Regions from separate parts of the Homo sapiens genome. Here region 2 is linked to region 1. Evidence: chromatin loops called from intact Hi-C (ENCODE). Cell type or tissue: ascending aorta. All regions are shown on one strand. Links, peaks and the distances in the headings refer to the core of each region. The heading gives the core; the rest is flanking DNA.

The links. Peaks named below come from ENCODE experiments on the same cell type or tissue, not always from the same donor. Only the 100,000 strongest peaks of a DNase experiment are listed, where the experiment ranks them.
Region 2: a loop joins it to region 1, with 2.9 times the contacts of the local background. A loop is called at or near these places in 68 of 110 quality-filtered maps.

Annotation. Positions count from the first base shown.
Region 1 is chr15:42,716,821-42,725,835 of GRCh38, forward strand. It overlaps STARD9 (StAR related lipid transfer domain containing 9), which reads left to right. Exons shown (of 33, transcript NM_020759.3): 28 at 107-228; 29 at 911-975; 30 at 1,157-1,359; 31 at 1,615-1,694; 32 at 1,932-2,090; 33 at 2,653-4,178. The coding sequence ends at 2,754. CDAN1 (codanin 1) reads right to left here. Exons shown (of 28, transcript NM_138477.4): 26 at 8,669-8,850; 27 at 8,324-8,431; 28 at 6,724-7,796. The coding sequence ends at 7,671. Among named protein-coding and RNA genes, the nearest start is that of CDAN1, 16 kb to the right of the region's middle. In ascending aorta, for the core only: a CTCF peak has its summit at 6,673; no DNase peak of the experiment used is centred there; H3K27ac peaks cover 2,372 bases.
Region 2 is chr15:42,921,688-42,932,172 of GRCh38, forward strand. No RefSeq gene overlaps it. Among named protein-coding and RNA genes, the nearest start is that of TTBK2, 6.2 kb to the left of the region's middle. In ascending aorta, for the core only: a CTCF peak has its summit at 5,209; a DNase peak (open chromatin) is centred at 5,174; H3K27ac peaks cover 914 bases.

The DNA.
Region 1 (9,015 bases), core at 3,851-8,850:
TGATGGCTGCTAGATCTTAGTGAGTCACTGGTCTGTGGGAGAGCTGTTGCTGTCCTGAGGCCCTGATGTTCAGTGCTATCACAGGGCCTCCACCTATTTCTTGTAGGCCACAGAGCCTCCCTGGGCAGTTGCTGCTGTTCACCATCCAGTCTGTCCAGCTTGGGGACCTGCTTTTCCTCCTCCTACCAGGATTTGGCCAAGCATGTCGTGGACACTTCTATGGCTGATGTGAGTAACTGCTCCCACCCATCCCTACCATTCCTTTACCCAGACCTCTGCTGGGTGTGCAGGAAGAGAAAGTAGGAAAAAAGCTGGGCAGATGAGGAGCCCAAGGCTTGTGGGCATCTTCAGTGGTTCTTCATCTTGAGAAAAGGGGAATTCGGGTCAGGCGCAGTAGCTCATGCCTATAATCCCAACATTTTGGGAGGCTGAAGTGGGAGGATCACTTGAGGTCAGGAGTTCGAGACCAGCCTGGGAAGCATAGCAAGACCCTGTCTCTACAAAAAAATAAAAAACATTAGGCCAGGCGTGGTAGCTCACACCTGTAGTCTCAGCACTTTGGGAGGCTGAGGTGGGAAGATTGCTTGAGTCCAGGAGTTCAAGACCAGCCTGGGCAACATGGTGAGACCCTGTCTCTACCAAAAAAATAAAAAAAGATAGCTGGGTGTGGTGGTGTGTACCTGTAGCCCTAGAGACTGGGAGGCTGAGGTGGGAGGATCGCTTAAGCCCAGGAGGTTAACGCTGCAGTGAGCTGTGATTACGCCACTCCACTCCAGCCTGGGTGACAGAGCTAGACCCTGTCTCAAAAAAAAAGAAAAGGGGAATTTAGCAGATGCAGGCCAGACTGACTAACCCAGGGGCTTAGTTTTTACTGTGCCTCCTAATTTGGGTGTGGCCATTGTGTCCCCAGGTAATGGCTGCTTGTTCGGATAATTTGCACAACCTCTTCAGCTGCCAGGCAACTGCTGGCTGGAAGTAAGTTTGTTTAGGGTCCTTTGTACAGTGTCTGTCTTGGTAAGCTTGTCACCCTGCTTGGCTTCTCTCCTCCTTTCCCTTACCTGGATTCCTCAAGTCTTCACTCTGAGCCCCTCCTTTGTGACCCTTAGAGCCCATTTTTGACCCCTTTCTATTTTCTGTGCTTGGTGTCTCCCCCCAGCTATCAGGGTGAGGAGCAGGCGGTGCAGCTTTACTACAAGGTGTTTTCTCCCACTCGGCATGGCTTCCTGGGGGCAGGTGTGGTGTCCCAGCCGCTGTCTCGTGTGTGGGCGGCTGTCAGTGACCCCACTGTGTGGCCCCTGTATTACAAGCCCATCCAGACAGCAAGGCTGCATCAGCGAGTGACCAACAGCATCAGCCTGGGTGAGCCCAGGGAAGGAAGGCTTCCATGGGGCCTAGTTTCTGGTGTGCCCAGTGGGGTCTTGCTGGGGGATAGAGGTGGAGGGTTGGAGGCAGCCCTCTTTGGAGGCCAGGTACTCAGGTTACCTTGATTGCTCAGCCTAGGTTGAGCTAGGTGTCAAGTGATGGGGTGTTGGGGGGAGGGCTCCCTGACCAGGAAGGCTTTAGGACTAGGTCTGTCCATGGGCCTCCTGACCTTCCTTATCCCTGTCCCTCCAGTGTACTTGGTGTGCAACACCACCCTGTGCGCACTGAAGCAGCCACGGGATTTCTGTTGTGTCTGCGTGGAAGCCAAAGAGGTGCCTGCCTTGGTGGTAAAGATGTTGTGGGAAGAACTTGGGCTGAAGTGTCGTGAGAAACAATCTATGTGGGCCTCAGGTCCTCTAGGGGAAGGAGGGCAAATTGGGGCTGGAGCCAGGGTAGGGGTGGCTTGAAGGCTGGCCCAGTGTTGCCTTTCACCATACTGTCTACACGGGAGCCTGTTCCTGTTTTGTCCACACTACACAGGCAGGACTCCCATTTCCCTCTGTCCCCAGGGTCACCTGTCTGTCATGGCAGCCCAGTCTGTGTATGATACATCCATGCCAAGACCCAGCAGAAAAATGGTTCGCGGGGAGATCCTGCCCAGTGCCTGGATCTTGCAGCCCATCACTGTGGAAGGGAAGGAAGTCACCAGAGTCATCTACTTGGCCCAGGTGATAAATCCTTTGCAGCTGGCCTCACAGCACAGGCTGACTTGGTCCCACAGCCCCCTGGGATTTTTCTGTCTCGCTTTTGAACACCCTCCAGTGCCCAGGCCCTTTGGCCTGAGACCTGGAGACTTGAGGGCTTCCTGGGCTTTTGCAGTAAGGGGAGTCAGTGGGGAATTGGAGAGAAGGGAATGCGACAGGAGTTTATCAATCTTTTCTGAAGCTGCTGTTACCGAAAACCTAGTGACCTGCATCCTGTGGGTGATCCCAGTGTCCTTAGGAGATAGATGAGTCATTGTGAGGCAAAAGCAGCAGCCTCAGCAGAGCGGAATGATGACCTGTTGGGTTCACCTCTCCCGTCCCAGTCCCTTGACTTGTACTTTGTCACTAGGAGGTGAACGCCAATACTTAGATCTGGATGGCAGAGCCCAGGGGCCTGTAAACACCAAACCACAATCTGAGGTGCTTCTCCCATCACCACAGGCTGAGGGGACTCCATGGGACTGGAGTACGCCTGGCATTCTCTCAAATCTATTTGCACCTTAAATTCTTCTCTCTCTGCTTTCAGGTGGAACTTGGTGCTCCAGGCTTCCCACCTCAGCTCCTGAGCTCTTTCATCAAACGGCAGCCACTGGTTATAGCCAGACTGGCTTCCTTCCTTGGTAGGTAGCATCTCACCGTCAAGATGGTGCTGCTGAGATGCAGGCCCAGGCTGCTCAAGAGAGACACTGTGGCAGCTCCTTGTTACTTTCCATACCACAGTGCAGGAAAAGCTGATGCTACCTGCTGTGGCCGATTGGGGCAGACAGCACTGGCCCAGGGATGCTAGCAAAGCCCAGTCAGTACTTGGTCACAGCTGGCACCAGTGCAGAGCAAACGGCCTGAGCTCCTGGCCCAGACTATCCAGAGTGAATGCAGCTCCGCTCACCTTTTGGATTTCTCACCTTTCTTTCCTGTTTCTGGGACTCTGCGGCAGACAGGACACTTAAGGACCAGGACTGGGCACAGCCAGCAGAGCCGGGGACTGCAGTGCTTTGGCAAGGTGCTTCCGCAGGCTGGTAGGGAAGCAGGCAGCCACTGGCCAAGACTCTGTTCTGAATCTACCTCCTCTAGCATTCAGCTCTACTGTGTGATGGGACGTTAAAAATACCAAAACAGAAAGAGGGTTTAAAAAACAGCTGCACAAACCAGAACACCGATTCAGAATCTTTTCTCCCTCTTGAGTTTTTGCAAAATACTTTATTATTGATTTTTGCTTTTTTTCTCCCTTTCCCTCCCAGGAGAAGACATTTGGGTCTTGGCCTGAGGCAGGGGTGTTGAGCGATGATGCTCTGATATGGAGCTGTCACTCTAGAGCTCGGTCAGATGGAAGACACTATAGAACCAGGTTGGACAGATTTGGGGTCAGGGTTGGAGGCTGAGTTCTTTTGAGGACTGGTTGGAGTGGCAGCCAGATGGTGGCTGCTGACAAGGCAAGAGGAATTTCAGAGATTAAACATTGTCCTTTGAGGAAGGGAGAGGAGGTGAATGAACTCCCAGAGGAGGTGAGTGGCTTGTTGGGAGGAAGCTCAGTTCCAGAACTTACCTCAGTGCACTTGGGAGGGGTGGAGTCCTGAGCATTCCATGATTTCTGCCCTGGCCCCACCTATCCTAGGATGGGGTGGGATGGAGAGTGGGTTCAGTTTTCTTGTACTTTAGCCTGGCTGAACATGAACTTTGTGTTTACCTGGAAGTGGTAGGGGTGGGAGAGATTCTCATCTTTAGTTCTGGTGCCCAAAATCTTTGGTAGATGGAGGGAACTGGGGATTCAGAAGATGTGGTAAAGGTCTATTTCTGTAGTGTGGCAGAGATGTGTTTTTCTAAAGTGTTTGCAGGGCATTTTTCCCTCTTACCTCAGATTAAGTTATTTATATATTGTTGATTGAAGGTTTTTTAAAATTGCTTTTAAACTTCTATTTCTCGGGTAAATTTTTTGGTGACATGATATATTTAACACCCTATTTATATACTCCTACCTCTTTTCATATAAATCTCTTACTAAGACTACTGACCAAAAAAGAACATTTTAAAATTAAAAGTCCTCTGTGTACTTTATCTAGTGAAGAGTAGATGAAATCCTGCACCGGGATAGCCTAAGTGTGTGATTCGAGCTTGGCAGATTAGCTGGAGATCACCCTGGCAATACCCACTCATAGCTGTTTCAAAGATTCAGTTTACATGTATGTACAGTTTCCCATGAACTTGGCATTGCTTTGCAGGGTAAACAGCAACCAGGTAAGTTGCTCAACTATAGCCCAAGTAAGAACTAAAGGGGAGAATCCAGAACAGTCACTGCCACACCTAACAGTGACCACAGTGCCCTGGGGCTTCTGAGGCAGAGCCACCTATGGGAATCTGAGTCAGGGGATAACCAGGAGGTGACCCTGCCCGCCTTAATAGAGAAGCCAGCCGGGCATGGTGGCTCATGCCTGTCATCCCAGCACGTTGGGAGGCTGAGGCGGGTGGATCACCTGAGGTCAGGAGTTTGAGACCAGCCTGGCCAACATGGTGAAACCTGTCTCTACTAAAAATACAAAAAATTAGCCAGGCGTGGTGGCATGTGCCTGTAATCCCAGCTACTTGGGAGGCTGAGGCACAAGAATTGCTTGAACCTGGGAGGGGGAGGTTTCAGTGAGCCGAGCCGAGATTGTGTCACTGCACTCCAGCCTGGGCAACAGAGTGAGACTCTGTCTCAAAAAAAAAAAAAAAAAAAAGCAACACCAGACCTGACTGAATCAGCAAGCGAAAGATTGAGAGGGATCTTGTAGCAAAAAGCAAAAGTGGAGTCAGATTTTGGATTCATGGCGTGGTTGTCATACTTTCGCATACATCAGAATCACCTGAACGCTTTCTTATGCCCCAGGATGGGCCCTACCCCAAGTTACTGGTTTGGTAGCCCCGGAGAAGGACCAGAGAATTTGTGTTAACAAGAAGTCCCAGGGGACCCTGAAGTTTGCTGGTCTGGGGACCACATTTTATAAACAGCTGGCTTTGACAATTAGAGAGCAGACATACAGAATCTAGTTCACTGACCCACTAGCTGCCTGTCTCCATAATCCTTAGAGTAGCCTTTAAGGCTCACACAGGCCAGCAGGAAGTTTCCTTCATCGGGAACATGTTAAATTTCCATTCAGATTCCCAAGAACTTGTTTTTAACTCAGTGGGCCTTAAGCCAGGCCTGGGTTATGGCCCAGCCCTTCAGTCTCAGCATCCTTAGGGGTTTCAGGTTTTCCTCTCCTGCCCATTCCATGTCACACACCTCAGCTGGGTCCTCTGGAACAAGTCAAGGAGTAGCCACAAGCCTGACGCTGACCCTAAGCTTCCTGGGTGGGGGCGGTGCTATGGTTTAATCACACCCAGTGCTGGTCTCTGGGCATAGAAAGCTTTTTTTTTTTTTTTGAGACAGACAGGGTATCGCTCTGTAGCCCAGGCTGGACTGCAGTGGTGTGATCATGGCTCACTGTAGCCTTGACCTCCTGGGCTCAAGTGATCCTCTGACCTCAGCCTCCCAAGTAGCTATGACCACAGGCATGGACCACCACTCCTCACCAATTTTGTATTTTTTAAAGATGAGGCTTCCCCATGTTGCCCCGGCTGGTTCAAACTCCTGAGCACAAGTGATCCTCCCGCCTTGACCTCCCAAAGTGCTGGGATTACAGGTGTGAGCCACTGTGTCCGGCCGAGAAAGCATTCCTTAAAGCTTTTTTGGTTCCCAGGCATTCAGAACAAATTGGATTTAAAGGATAAAGATAAAGGCCTTTGAAAATGAAGAGATCAGGGGAAAATGGTTCAGATATAGAAACTTGTTAAAGGAGTAGCTGAGCTGAGGAGAAGGGAAAGGCATGGTGTTTGGGAGAAGTATGATCACAAGGTGGTGACTGAGGAAAACTCCCATTTTTTACTTTCTAGGTTGATGGGATTTCCTGGCTCTACCATGGTCACACAAGTGGACCCCTTTAGGTCCTCCTGAGGATTATATTATCAGTCCAACTCCTGGTTATTAATGCACATGATCACAGTAGTGCTTTTTTTTTTTCCCCTCAAAGAGATGGGGGTCTCACTCTTGCTCAGGCTGGAGTGCAGTGGCACAATCATAGTTCACTGTAACCTCTAACTCCTGGACTCAAGTAGTCCTCTCTCTCGGCTTCCCAAAGCACTGGGATTACAGGTGTGAACCTGTCAAAATCAGTGGCTCATTTATAGAGCTTGATACAGCTGTAATCGAGAAGCAATGCTTTTGCTCTGAGAAACTCCAAGCCAAATCAATCAAACAAACACCTTAGCCTTAACAAGCTTAACAAGAACACTGCCCCACCATGTGGTTCAGTAGGGAATATCTTGTGTGTGGAAACTACATTATCCTAACCCTTTCTCCCACAAATAAAGCGAGTTACACAGGAGAAGTCAGTACCACTGGCGATAAATTAAATTAATAGATATTGCCACCAGAGACTAGCCCTCTAGAGTGGAATATACAGGCATTTCTAAGAGCCAAGGTAGCTCACCTTGTAATGCACAGAGCAAAGCCACAATTACAGCGCTCCACCTACAGCCCACCCGAGACTGCAGCCTTCTAAAGGGAGAAGACAGGTGACAATGATTAGACATCAAGCCCTTGTTAAAGAAAACCAGTTTATTCTAAAAAGCTCTAAATGCCCTGTGCTTGGTCCCTGGTCAGGGAGAGGTCTCAAGAGGTTACTACCTGCACAGGGGCTGAAGGTACAGGGGGAAAGTCAGGTTTCAGTTGGTTGAGTCCTACCTTATCTGTTTGTTAGGCTTTTTCTAGAAAGTCTCGCTCTGTTACCCAGACTGGAGTGCAGTGGTGCGACCTCGGCTCACTGCAACCTCCACCTCCAGGTTCAAGCAGGTCTCCTGCCTCATCCTCCTGAGTAGCTGGGATTACAGGCACACACCACCATGCCCAGCTAATAATTTTTTTATTTTTAGTAGAGATGGGGTTTTGCCATGTTGGCCAGGCTGGTCTTGAATTCCTGACCTCAGGCAGTCCGCCGACCTCAGGCCTCTCAAAGTGCTGGGATTACAGGCATGAGCCACCAGACCCGGCCTGTGTTAGGCATTTATAAGGAGATGGCAGTCCAGCTCCTGGTGATAAGAAAATGTAGACTCCCAAGATTCATGTTTTAACTTTCTTCATAAGTTAAGCAGGAGTCATTTGCCTCTGTCATGAATTCCAAGACTACAAAGTTTTAAGAGATGCTGGGATAGCAAATGAGGCTTGAATTCTGTGTTGACAAGCCCACACACCTCATTTCATTTAGTATCCAAGAGATAAACAAACACCACCTCTTCTACTCCAGGACTGGCATCTCTGGACTTTTCTGCCATAATCCCAAATCAGGCCAACTCTCCTTCCTCTAGGATTCGCGTGGTGGGATGCCAGGCAGTGACACCCTTAGAGCAGGAAGTCTGACTGTAGACCCAGCTACACCCCAACCAGTGAGGGTCTGCATTGGGCACTTGGGCCTCCTCGTGAGGCGGGGGTCCAGGGTTCTGGTGCAATGCCCAAGGCAGGGCCACTTCTCAGCCCTAGCTCTGGGCCAGCACAGTGCCCCGGTTTGGCTGCACCAACTCACAGGCTCTTAGCTGGGGTTCTGGCAGGTGGGGCTCGGCTAGAAACAGATTAGACAGTGTTGCTAATTCTTCAGCAAAGTCCTGGAATACATAGAAAGATGAGGGAAAAGGCAGCATGTAATAATTCTCAATGGCTCATCCTTTGTCACTAAAGACCACAACCTGGCTGGCTATATTATTTTTTCTCAACTGCCCTCCACACTGAAATGGACATGAAACCTTGTCTGTTTGTTAGTACTCTGGGAGGCTGAAGTTATGGCAGGGAGCGAACTCTGATGGAGGCACAGGCTTGACCAGTTTTTGAGTACTACTGAGTGCATCTACTTCATCTTGAAATTATTATTCCCGTTAAAATCCAGGTTATTCTAATTTTAAAAACCCATATAATGGGCTGTGCTGCTTTCCAACTAACTGCCTGCCTTTCGTCCGTCTTCCCACTAACACAGTCCCTCATATAATAACTACTCAAATCGGGACAATTTCAGGGTGGCCCTGAAGACTCTTGACAAAAATCCACTTAGTTTGGCCCCATCACTTGCTTCCTTTCAGGACAGATGGGATATGTAACACCTGTTCTCTCTCCACCTAAAAGACAGGAGACTCCTTACCCCTGGCCACTGGGCCTGGTGGAGGCTGCCCAGGCAGGCCTCTATCTCCATCCGTCCCATCAGACCCTTCTCCACCAGCTCCCGTAGCAAGAATAGCAGCAAGTCCCACTGCAAAACACACCGAGGTCAGGGTTGCTAGGAGGACGACAGAGTGACCCTGATGACAGAGATTGAGATCTCAAAGGGCAGAGCTGCTGGGAAGAGACTTGAGATGGATAAATGGAGCCCATTTCTGTGTGGAACAGGAAGGGGAAATAAAGGATGCAGAGCAGCTCATAGTTTGGGGCAAGGGTGGTGGATGTTCAGAGTGTGACTGCAGAGGGCTTCTTGTTCCGTCTGACTCACCTCCCTTGGCCTTGTGTCTGCCAGAAGCCCCACATTTCTTGGGCTCAGCAGCAGCTGCAGCGGAACCGGCCCCTGAAAGTCTTCCTTCCACAAGGAAAGCAGCATGTGCAGAAGCCTTCGAGCCTGCCCTCTCTCCAGCCTGTACTGTGCCGGGGGCCCTAGGATAGGAATTTGATCTGCAACTGTGGAAAGAGGAAAGCCAAGCTTTAAAAGATGGGGGCAGGCCGGGTGCGGTGACTCACACCTATAATCCCAACACTTCGGGAGGCTGAGGTGGGCAGATCAGGGGTTCGAGACCAGTCTGGCCAACATAGTGAAACCCCATCTCTATTAAAAATACCAAAATT
Region 2 (10,485 bases), core at 2,610-7,609, 200 kb after region 1:
GTTTCTATTTAGTGTTGTGTCAGTCGCTTTGGCGAAGGAAAACCTTAAGATTAAGCACCTCTCCCATCTTTGCCCACCAGTGTACAGTAGAGAAAACACATGAAAAACGCTAAACAGCTTTCCTAAGGCTATAAACTAATCAGTGGCAAAACCAAAACTCAGGTCTCTCATACGCCCCACATCTAATGTCCTTTCTACTTAAGAATCACAATGATCCCCAGGGTTCTGCCATGAATGGAAAGAATGTAATGAATTATGAACTTCATTTTTACTTTAAATCCTTTTCTTCACTCAAGTGACATTGTCATTAAAGCTGATTAAGAATATAGAAAGGTAAATGACTAATCCTATATTCAATCTTGGAACTGTTCCTATAGAATCTGTTTCTTCTTGCTCAGGAAGTGCCACAGCCTCTTGCCATTCTTTTTAAAAACAGCAGGCATCTCTACTCTCTGTCATGTCCAGATCCTTGGATTGAAAGCAGGACAAAATGTACATTAAAGGCAAGTGATGATGCAGCTCATCTTGTTCTATGCAAACATAAAGATGTTGCCAAATTGTTTTTTATTTCTACTGATTAAAACCACACGTTACTTTTTCTATTACTATGTCTAATAGAGTACTTCATTCATTTCAGAGTATTGACCAATCACATAATTTGAATAAGAAAACATTAGGGTTTCTGTAAATATTTTTCTTTAAAATTAAAGAAGTTTATAGGGGCCAGGCACAGTGGCTAATGCCTGCAATCCCAGCACTTTGAGAGGCTGATGTGGGAGGATCACTTCAGTCCAGGAGTTCAAGACCAAACTGGGCAATGTAAGGAGACATAAGGAGACTCCTTCTGCACACACACACACACACACACAAAATGATCACGGAAGCATGGATTTAAAATTTTTTTTAATTAGCCGGGCATGGTGGCATGCCCCTGTAGTCTCAGCTATTCGGGAGGCTGAGGCAGGAGGATCGGTTGAGCCCAGGAGTTCAAGACCAGCCTGGGCAACATAACAAGACCTTGTCTCTACACACAAAAAATTTTTAGTTAGCCAGCCCTGTCTCTACTAAAAATACAAAAATTAGCCAGGTGTGGTGGCATGCACCTGTAGTCCCAGCCACTTGGGAGGCTGAGGCAGGAGGATTGCTTGAGCCCTGGATGTCAAGGCTGCAGTGAGCTATTATCGCATCACTGCACTCCAGTCTGGGCAACAGAGATACCCTGTCTTTAAAAAAGAAAAAAAAAAAGTTTCTAGGGAAAAAATGTCCAGATTCATTGAAATTAGGCTTAGCAATAAAAGCCTCCCCTTTTCTCCAGTCTTTTCCATTTTAGAATTATTGAGCTGTCCCCAGAGATACTCTTTCAGTCAGGCTAAATGTCAATGTAATATGTTATTCAAGAGCTGGTACTGGAGTTTAGGAATCCCCTTTGAGTTATAGATATAGATAGATCTCAAGTATATATATAAAACTCAAATATATATGCATGTATCTCTTTTAAGAAATAAACTGAGCATAGTGGCTCACACTTGTAATCCCAGCACTTTGGGAGGCCAAGGCAGGAGGATCTGTTGAGCCCTGGAGTTGGAGACCAGCCCTAGCAACATAGTGAGACTCTGTCTCTACAAAAAATATATATTTTTAATTAGCTGGCCCCTGTAGTCCCAGCTACCCAGGAGGCTGAGGTGGGAGGATTGCTTGAGCCCAGGAGGTCGAGGCTGCAGTGAGCTATGATTGCATCACTGCACTCCAGCCTGGGTGACAACGCAAGACTCTGTCTCTAATACATAAATGTGGTAGCCAGACTTCCAGATGGCCCCCAATGATCCCTACCTCACTTACTCTCATTCTTATTTATTCCTTTCCATACTGAATTGGACTGACCTGTGTAACCAATAGGATTTTCCAGAAATTATGGTGTGGGAATATCAAGGCCAGGTTATAACAGACATTGTAGCTTCTGCCTTATGTGTTCTTGGATCACTTATTTAGGGAGAAGCCAGTTGTCTTCTCCTGAAGATACTCTAGCAGTTCCATGCAGTGTTCCCCTGGCAAGGAACTGAAGCATCACATCAATAATCAGCACCAGTTTGCCGTCTATGTTAGTGAGCCATTCTTAGAAATGAATCCTCCAGCCCCAGTCAAGCCTTCAGATGACTGAAAGCCCAGCTGGCTTCTTAACCACCACCTTGTGAGACACTCCAAGCCAGAACTACCCAGCTAAGCCACTTCTAAAATGTGTTACTATATCACAGAAACTATGTGATATAGTAAATATTTACTATTGCTTTAAGCATTAATTTTTGGGATAATTGGTCATGCAGCAAGAGATAACGAATACAGTAAGACTTGGGAAAATAAGAGAGAGGAATAACTCAAGTCTAAGGATGTGTCCCTGGATAAGTCTAAAGGAATCAGACAGACTCTAGGATCAGTCTTACAGCATATTCAAAGATACAATGTCCAAAGTTCAGACATTAAAAAGTCCCCACACAGGACATAAAGCCCCTTTTAACACAGCTTCTTTTCTCCTAGCATGAAATAAATAACATATTGAAGAATCTCTTTCTTCTTTTCCTTTCCTTCCATTTATGTCCTCTTCTGCCTATCTTTAGGTACCACTTTGTAACCTTCTTCCCATAATCCAAACAGAAAAGGATCTAGATGTGTCATTTACATCACATTGTTATTAGGACAGCACCACAGTGTGAATCAGTGTGCAACTCAAGGAAAAGAGACCTCTGCCCTTTTCTCTTTCTATCTCTCTCTTTAGAAACAAATCTCAGAGTTGCACATGAGAAGTGGGTAAATATATGTTATGTTAATTATATCTCAATAAATCTCTTTTTTAAACTCATTACGCAGTGCTTTGAAACATGAAACTCAATAGTGAACTGGTGCTCAAGCATTTCTGCAAACCAGCAAGCAGCCCTGTTTTTCAGTTTTTCAGCAAATAAGTTTCTATTTGAATGTTACTTAATCCACAAACAAAATCCCCATAAACAAGTTTTTTTGTTTTTTTCTGAGACAGAGGCTTGCTGTGTCACCCAGGCTGGAGTGCAGTGGGCGCAATCTCGGCTCACTGCAAGCTCTGCCTCCCGGGTCCATGCCATTCTCCTGCCTCAGCCTCCCGAGTAGCTGGGACTACAGGCACCCGCCACCATGCCCGGCTAATTTTTTAATATTTTTAGTAGCGATGGGGTTTCACCGTGTTAGCCAGGATGGTCTCAATCTCCTGACCTCATGATCCGCCTGCCTTGGCCTCCCAAAGTGCTGGGATTACAAGCGTAAGCCACCACACCCGGCCCCCATAAACAAGTTTTTATAGAGCCTACTAATGCCATCTACTCTGATAGGCACTGGGAAAGCAAATTTGAATAAATTCAGTCCTGTCCCTCAGGGTTTCACAATGTAATGATTAGCAAACATGCAAATCTTATTAGAATACATTGTAATAACTGCTATAAGAGAGGTATACAGCATATAAAGATACTCAAAGGCCAAATCCTTGGGGTTCTCTGAGAGCTTCATTTCTTTAAGTCAGTATCAGCTGCATTCTGATTTCGACAGAAAGGCATTCACATCAAATATATTCACTACCTCAAGTGTTTGTGTTTTTGAAACTTTGTTCTTTTTTTTTTTTTTTTTTAGTGAAAATTTTACTTTTAAGTAAAAGACTTGATTTTTTTTTTTTTGAGATGGAGTCTCACCCTGTCACCCAGGCTGGAGGGCAGTGGCACGATCTTGGCTCACTGCAACCTCCACCTCCCAGGTTCAAGCAGTTCTCCCGCCTTAGCCTCCCAAGTAGCTGGGATTACAGTCACCTGCCAGCACGCCAGAATAATTTTTGTATTTTTCGTAAAGACGGGGTTTCACCGTGTTGGCCAGGTTGGTCTTGAACTCCTGACCTCAAGTGATCCATCCTCCTCAGCCTCTCAAAGTGCTGGGATTACAGGCGTGAGCCATTGCGCCCAGCCTTGATTTATTTTCTTTTTTTTTTTTAAACAGAGTCTTGCTCTGTCACTCAGGCTGGAGTGCAATGGCACCATCTTGGCTCACTGCAAGCTCCACCTCCCGGGTTCAAGCGATTCTCCTGCCTCAGCCTCCCAAGTAGCTGGGACCACAGGTATGTGCCACCACACCTGGCTAATTTTTGTATTTTTAGTAGAGACAGGGTTTCGCTATGTTGGCCAGGCTGGTCTCGAACTCCTGATCTCGTGATCCGTCTGCCTCAGCCTCCCAAAGTGCTGGGATTACAGGCATGAGCCACTGCACCAGGCCCTGATTTCTAATTAAAGAAATTTCAAGCAAAAAGAATTAGGTAAGAGAAAACGGTGTTGAGCGGGCAAGGCAAAAAACTCTCAATTTGGGAGATATGAGTTTATCGCCTTTTAACCTATTGATATCAATTTGTGTTTAATGATGATGATTAAAATAGACCGTAATATCAGAAAAGATTGACATTGATTAGACCTAGTAAAGTGAGAAAAGAAACTAAAAGAGTTTACATTCACAAAGTAATTCTAATTGTGGTTATTTCTTGATCTGCTTCCTGTTTAGGCCTTTTATGAAACACAGAATAATTATATCATTAACTGTTAACTTTTTGCAGGTTTTATTAGAAGAGTGAATTATAGCTACACATATTTGCTCATATTTTTGTTGCAAGGTCATATATATATATAATTTTTTTTTTTCAGAGATGGAGTTTTGCTCTTGTTGGCCAAGCTGGAGTGCAATGGTGCGATCTCAGCTCACCACAACCTCCGCCTCCCGGGTTCAAGTGATTCTCCGGCCTCAGCCTCCCTAGTAGCTGGGATTACAGGTGGCTGCCAGCACACCCAGCTAATTTTTTTTGTATTTTTAGTAGAGACGGGGTTTCATCATGTTAACCAGGCTGGTCTCGAACTCCTGACCTCAGGTGATCCGCTGGCCTCGGCCTCCCAAAGTGCTGGGATTACAGGTGTGAGCCACTGCGCCCGGCCCCATTAATATATTATTGTTGTATACTCATATTTTTAAAATGAGAAAGTAGTGGGGTGATGTTATGATTGTGCCTGTGACAGTCTGGAAAAAGTTCAGTGACTTTCAGTCTAGTTCAGGAACCTGCCACTCCACTCCAAACACTGGACAGCTTTCTGTGATTTTCAGGCTCTTCTGGCAGGATCATTAACTGGCTAGCAATGCTAATAGCGCACCCTAGCGATAATAGTGTTCCACTGCAAGGTGTATTGAAGCAAAACTGGTCTTATATTTTTGACATTAATCAAAGCCGACTAGCCAGTGGCTAAAGATTTTAATCATTTTTAAAGACCTGATTATGCTCATGAAAAAGATAATCTTTTTTTTTTTGAGACGGAGTCTCACTCTGTCGCCCAGGCTGGAGTGCAGCGGCACGATCTCGGCTCACTGCAACCTCTGCCTCCTGTGTTCAAGTGATTCTCCTGCCTCAGCTTCCCGAGTAACTGGGATTACAGGCATGAACCACCATGCTCAGCTAATTTTTGTATTTTTAGTAGAGACGGGTTTCCACCATCTTGGCCAGGCTGGTCTCGAACTCCTGACCTCAGGTGATTCACCTGCCTCAGCCCCCCAAAGTGCTAGGATTACAGGCATGAGCCACTGCGCCGGGCCAAAGATGATCTTAAAATATTTTTCCGGTGGTGTTATTTGGGAATTGTATGTTCTACCAAATAAAATATATTCATAGATGGCAGATAAAAATTTCCAGAAATGTATTAAGCACCTACATCAAGGCTACCATAGGATATCCTATGGAGGATTAAAAATATATAAGATGTGGTTCCTATATATGCTATTTTGAATTATAGTTTTTGTACATCTTATTTTTATAGAATGTAGAGGGATAATTTCTTATACTGTGTATTCCCCATACCTTCTTCACTCTGTAAATATTAAGTACACTCAGTAGGTATTTTAAAATAATTAATGCAAAAAGTTAAATACTAATAAGTACAAAAATACAAGTGATGTCACATTGTATTACCTTTCAAACAAGTGCTATCAACACCTCTGGGTTTGCCTTTTTCTGCATTTTTCTGTATTAAGATGCTTTCAAAGAAAAGAAATGGTATCACTCTGTTGCCCAGGCTGGAGTGCAATGGTGCCAGTATAGCTCTCTGTAACCTTGAACACCTGAGCTCAAGCAATTCTCCCACCTCAGCCTCTTCAGTAGCTAGAACTACAGCAGTGTACCACCTCATCTTTTTTATTATTATTATTTTGTAGGGCCAGGGCTAGCACTATATTGCGCAGTCTGGTCTTGAACCGCTGGCCTCATGGTATCTTCTCACCTTAGCCTCCCAAAGCACTAGGATTTCAGGTTTGAACCACTGCACCCAGCAAAATGCTTTTTTATTTTCCTCAACTCTTATCCAGAAACACAACAAGGGTGATTGTTAAAACAACAAAGAAAATCCTTCAGTGTGGAGACCTCAGAATAGACAGAAGAGAGAACAATCCTAGGAAATTTACCTTGGGAGTGGTAACAGCAGTATGGAACTAGAAACGGGACTTTTTGCGTTCCTGGGTCAGTCTGTCTGATAAACAGCATTCAAATAGAGTCCCTGCTTATTCTTAGCACGGCATCTCATTGTGTGCTCGCATGTTAAGCTTGCTCTAAACAAGTCAGGGTTGCAAGTCTGTGGGGGAATATCCAGATCCAGTTGGAGATGAGTTCTAGCCTTGCAGAAGGACAGTATACTTATTCCTCTTTTCTTTTTTTTTTTTAGACAGAGTTTTGCTCTTGTCGCCCAGGCTGGAGTGCAACCTCCTCGGCTCACTGCAACCTCCACTTCCTGGGTTCAAGCAATTCTCCTGCCTCAGTAGGAGGCAGTAGCTGGGATTATAGGTGCCCGCCACCAAGCTCAGCTAATTTTATTTGTATTTTTAGTAGAGATGGGGTTTCATCATGTTGGCCAGGCTAGTCTCAAAACTCCTGACCTCAGGTGATCCGCCCATCTCGGCCTCCCAAAGTGCTGGGATTACAGGTGTGAGCCACCTCGCCTGGCCTCCTGTTTTCTTAGTGAACTGAAACTTCGTTTTTTTGCTCACACAGATTTTGAAAAAATTCGTTGCTGGGAAAATAAAAACAACTGGAAAAAATAAAAATTTTAAACTTTGAATTCTAGTTGCATGTAATAGGAAGTTGAGAATGAACTCAAGTACATTTTATATATGATAAAGGTGACATCTCAGATAGTTCGGACAAAGATGGACCCTCTTAGAAATAGTGTCCAGAGAACCAGATTAGATGGTTAAAAATAATAATAAAATTGAACCACAAACAGGAATAAACTCCAAATGGATCAGAGATCTAAATATAAAAAGTGAAATCATACAAGTACTAGAAGAAAACATGGATGAATTCCTTTAAACCTGGGTGTGAGAAGAGGCTTTCTAATTATAATTCAACATCCAGATGTAATTTTTGAAAAGATTGAAAAATTTAACTACAAAACATTGAAAGAACTTTTATGGAATTAAAACTATAAAGTCAAAATCAGTGAGATAAAATATTTAAAATATATTTCACAGATAAAGAGCTAATATCTTGGATATATTAAAAATGCTTAAAAATCAAGGGAAAATAGAATTTAAAACAATAGAAAAATGGGCAAAAAATATAAGGTAGCTACTATACAGCTAAAATTATAAAGACTAACAGCATCCAATGTTTGTGAGGACGTGGAGCAACCAGAGCTCTCATACATTGTTGGTGGGAATGTAAATGGTACATTCATGTTGAAAAAAAGATCTGGACATTTCTTTCAAACTAAACATATATCTATCCTATGAATCAGCAGTTTGACTTCAAGATATGTACCCAAAAGAAATGAAAACATATTTTCACAAAAAGACTAACTCAAGAATGTTCAAAGTAGTTTTATTTATAATATCCCAAAATAGGAAACAGCTCAGGTCCGAAAGAGAACAGACTACAGACTGTACTATGTTCATAAGTGGAATATCACTCAACACTAAAAATAAACTAATACACAAAACAACATGGATGAATCTCAAAAACAATATGCTGAATGAAATAAACCTTGCCAAAGCATCATATTATATGATTCTATTTATGTGAGGAAGTCTTATGGAAAAGAGAACATACTGGATTATTCCAGTTATATAAAACTCTAGCACAAGACACACTAATCTATGATAGAAAAAAATCAGAACAATGGTTGCCTCTGAGTAGACAGGGGCTGGTATTAGCTGGTAAGAGTATAGAGAGTAATGATAATGTTCTATATCTTAATAGGGTTTTGGGTTACACAGGTGCCTGCATTTGTCAAAATTCCATGAATGTACACTTAAGATTTGTGCATTTCATTGAATGTACATTTTATATCAAAATTAAAAACTGGCCAGGCACAGTGGCTTACATGCCTTTCCCAGCACTTTGGGAGGTCAAGGCAGGAGCATTGCTTGGGCCCAAGAGTTCAAGACCAGCCTGGGCAATATAGTGAGAACCCTTCTCTACAAAAATAGAAACAAACTAGTTGGGTATAGTGGCATGCACCTGTAGTCCCAGCCACTTGGGAGGCTGAGGTGAGAGGATTGTGCCCAGATGATTGGGGCTGAAGTGAGGTGTGATCGCACCACTGCACTGCAGCCTGTGCAACAGAGTGAGACCCTGTCTCAAAAAAAAAAAAAAAAAAAGAAAAGAAAAAGAAAAAGAAAAAACCTGCAAAAAATATTGAGTTCTAGTTAATTATATGCATGCAAAATACATTGGGGGGCATATGTATTAATTATTGCAATTGACTTTGAATTTCCTCCCAAAAATAAGAGGGATTGATGAATGAATAGAGGGATGGATAGGTGGATAGATATACAATAAAGCAAGTATAGCAAATTATTATTGGTAGAATCTTGGTGGTGGTATATGGATGGTCACTATAAAGTTCTTTCAACTTTGCTGTATGTTTAAAAATATTCATAATAGACCAGTTTTGTGGCTTATGCCTGTAATCTCAGCACTTTGGGAGGCTATCATGGGAGGATCACTTGAGACCAGGAGTTCAAGACCAGCCTGGGCAACACAGTAAGACCCCATATCTACAAAAAATTTAAAAATAATAAAAAATTAGCCTTTCATAGTGTTGCATGCCTGTGGTCCTATCTACTTGGGAGGCGGAAGTGGGAGGATCACTTGAGCCCAGGAGTTCAAGGTTATAATGAGCTGTGCTTACACCACTGCACTTGAGCCTGGGCAACAGAGTAACACTCTGTCTATAAAAAAAGAAGAGAAAAGAAAATATTCATAATAAAATATTGGAAAAAAATATTTCACAACCATGTTAAGGAGCCATCTTGGAAACCAGTCCTCTGATCAACATCTACTTAGGATCCAGCAGGGCTGCAAATGCACGGAGTGTTCAGTTCTACCCAGGGCTGAGGGCAGTGCACACCACCTTTCTGTGCTGATGTAACAAATGAACACCAACCTAGTGGCTTAAACAACACAACATTTTTATCTTACAGCCTTGTTGGTCAGGAAGTCCAACATGGGTCTTACTGGGCTTAAATGAAGGAATTGGTAGGGCTGCCTTCCTTCTTAGAGGCACAAGGAGAGAATTTGATCCCTTGCCTTTTCCAGCTTCTAGAGGCTGCCCATATTCCCCAGCTGATGGCCCACTTTCTCCATCTTCAAAGTCAGCAGCAACAGTGGGCCAAGTCCTCATGGTACGTCTCTCTGACCCAGGCTTCTGCAAGCCTCTTCTCCTTTTAAGAATCCGTGTGATTAGCTGGGCGTGGTGGCTCACGCCTGTAATCCCAGCACTTTGGGAGGCCAAGGCCGGTGGATCATGAGGTCAGAAGTTTGAGACCAGCCTGACCAACATGGTGAAACTCCATCTCTAAAAATACAAAAATTAGCCAGGCCTGATGGTGCGCACCTGTAATCCCAGCTACTCAGGAGGCTGAGGCAGGAGAATTGCTTGAACCTGGGAGGCAGAGGTTGCCGTGAGCCGAGATTGCGCCACTGCCCTCCAGCCTGGGCGACAGAGCAAGACTCCATCTCAGAAAAAAAAAAAAAAAAAAAAAAATCCATGTGATTAATTTGGGCCCACTTGGATAATCCAGAAAACTCTCCATCTGAAGGTTTGCACACATAATCACATCTATAAAGTCCCTTTTGCCATGTAAGGTAAACATGTTCACAGGTTACAGGGTAGAACATGAACATCCTGTAGAGGCAAGTGGACATTGTTGTGTGCCTGCCAGAGGGAGCGTCAAAAAACAACATTCCTCCAGGAAGTAAAGCTTGAGTTCAACTCTTAAATTTTCTTGCATCTTTTAATTTGCATTCATAATATTATTCATTTATATATCCTTGCTTTTGTCATTTCTGCATTATTTATTTCTATGTTAGAACTTGGGGATTTCTTCAAGAAATGGCTGTAAATCTCCTATGGTTTGTGTTATCTTTGCTAAGAATTATAACAAAACATTTGAAAAATT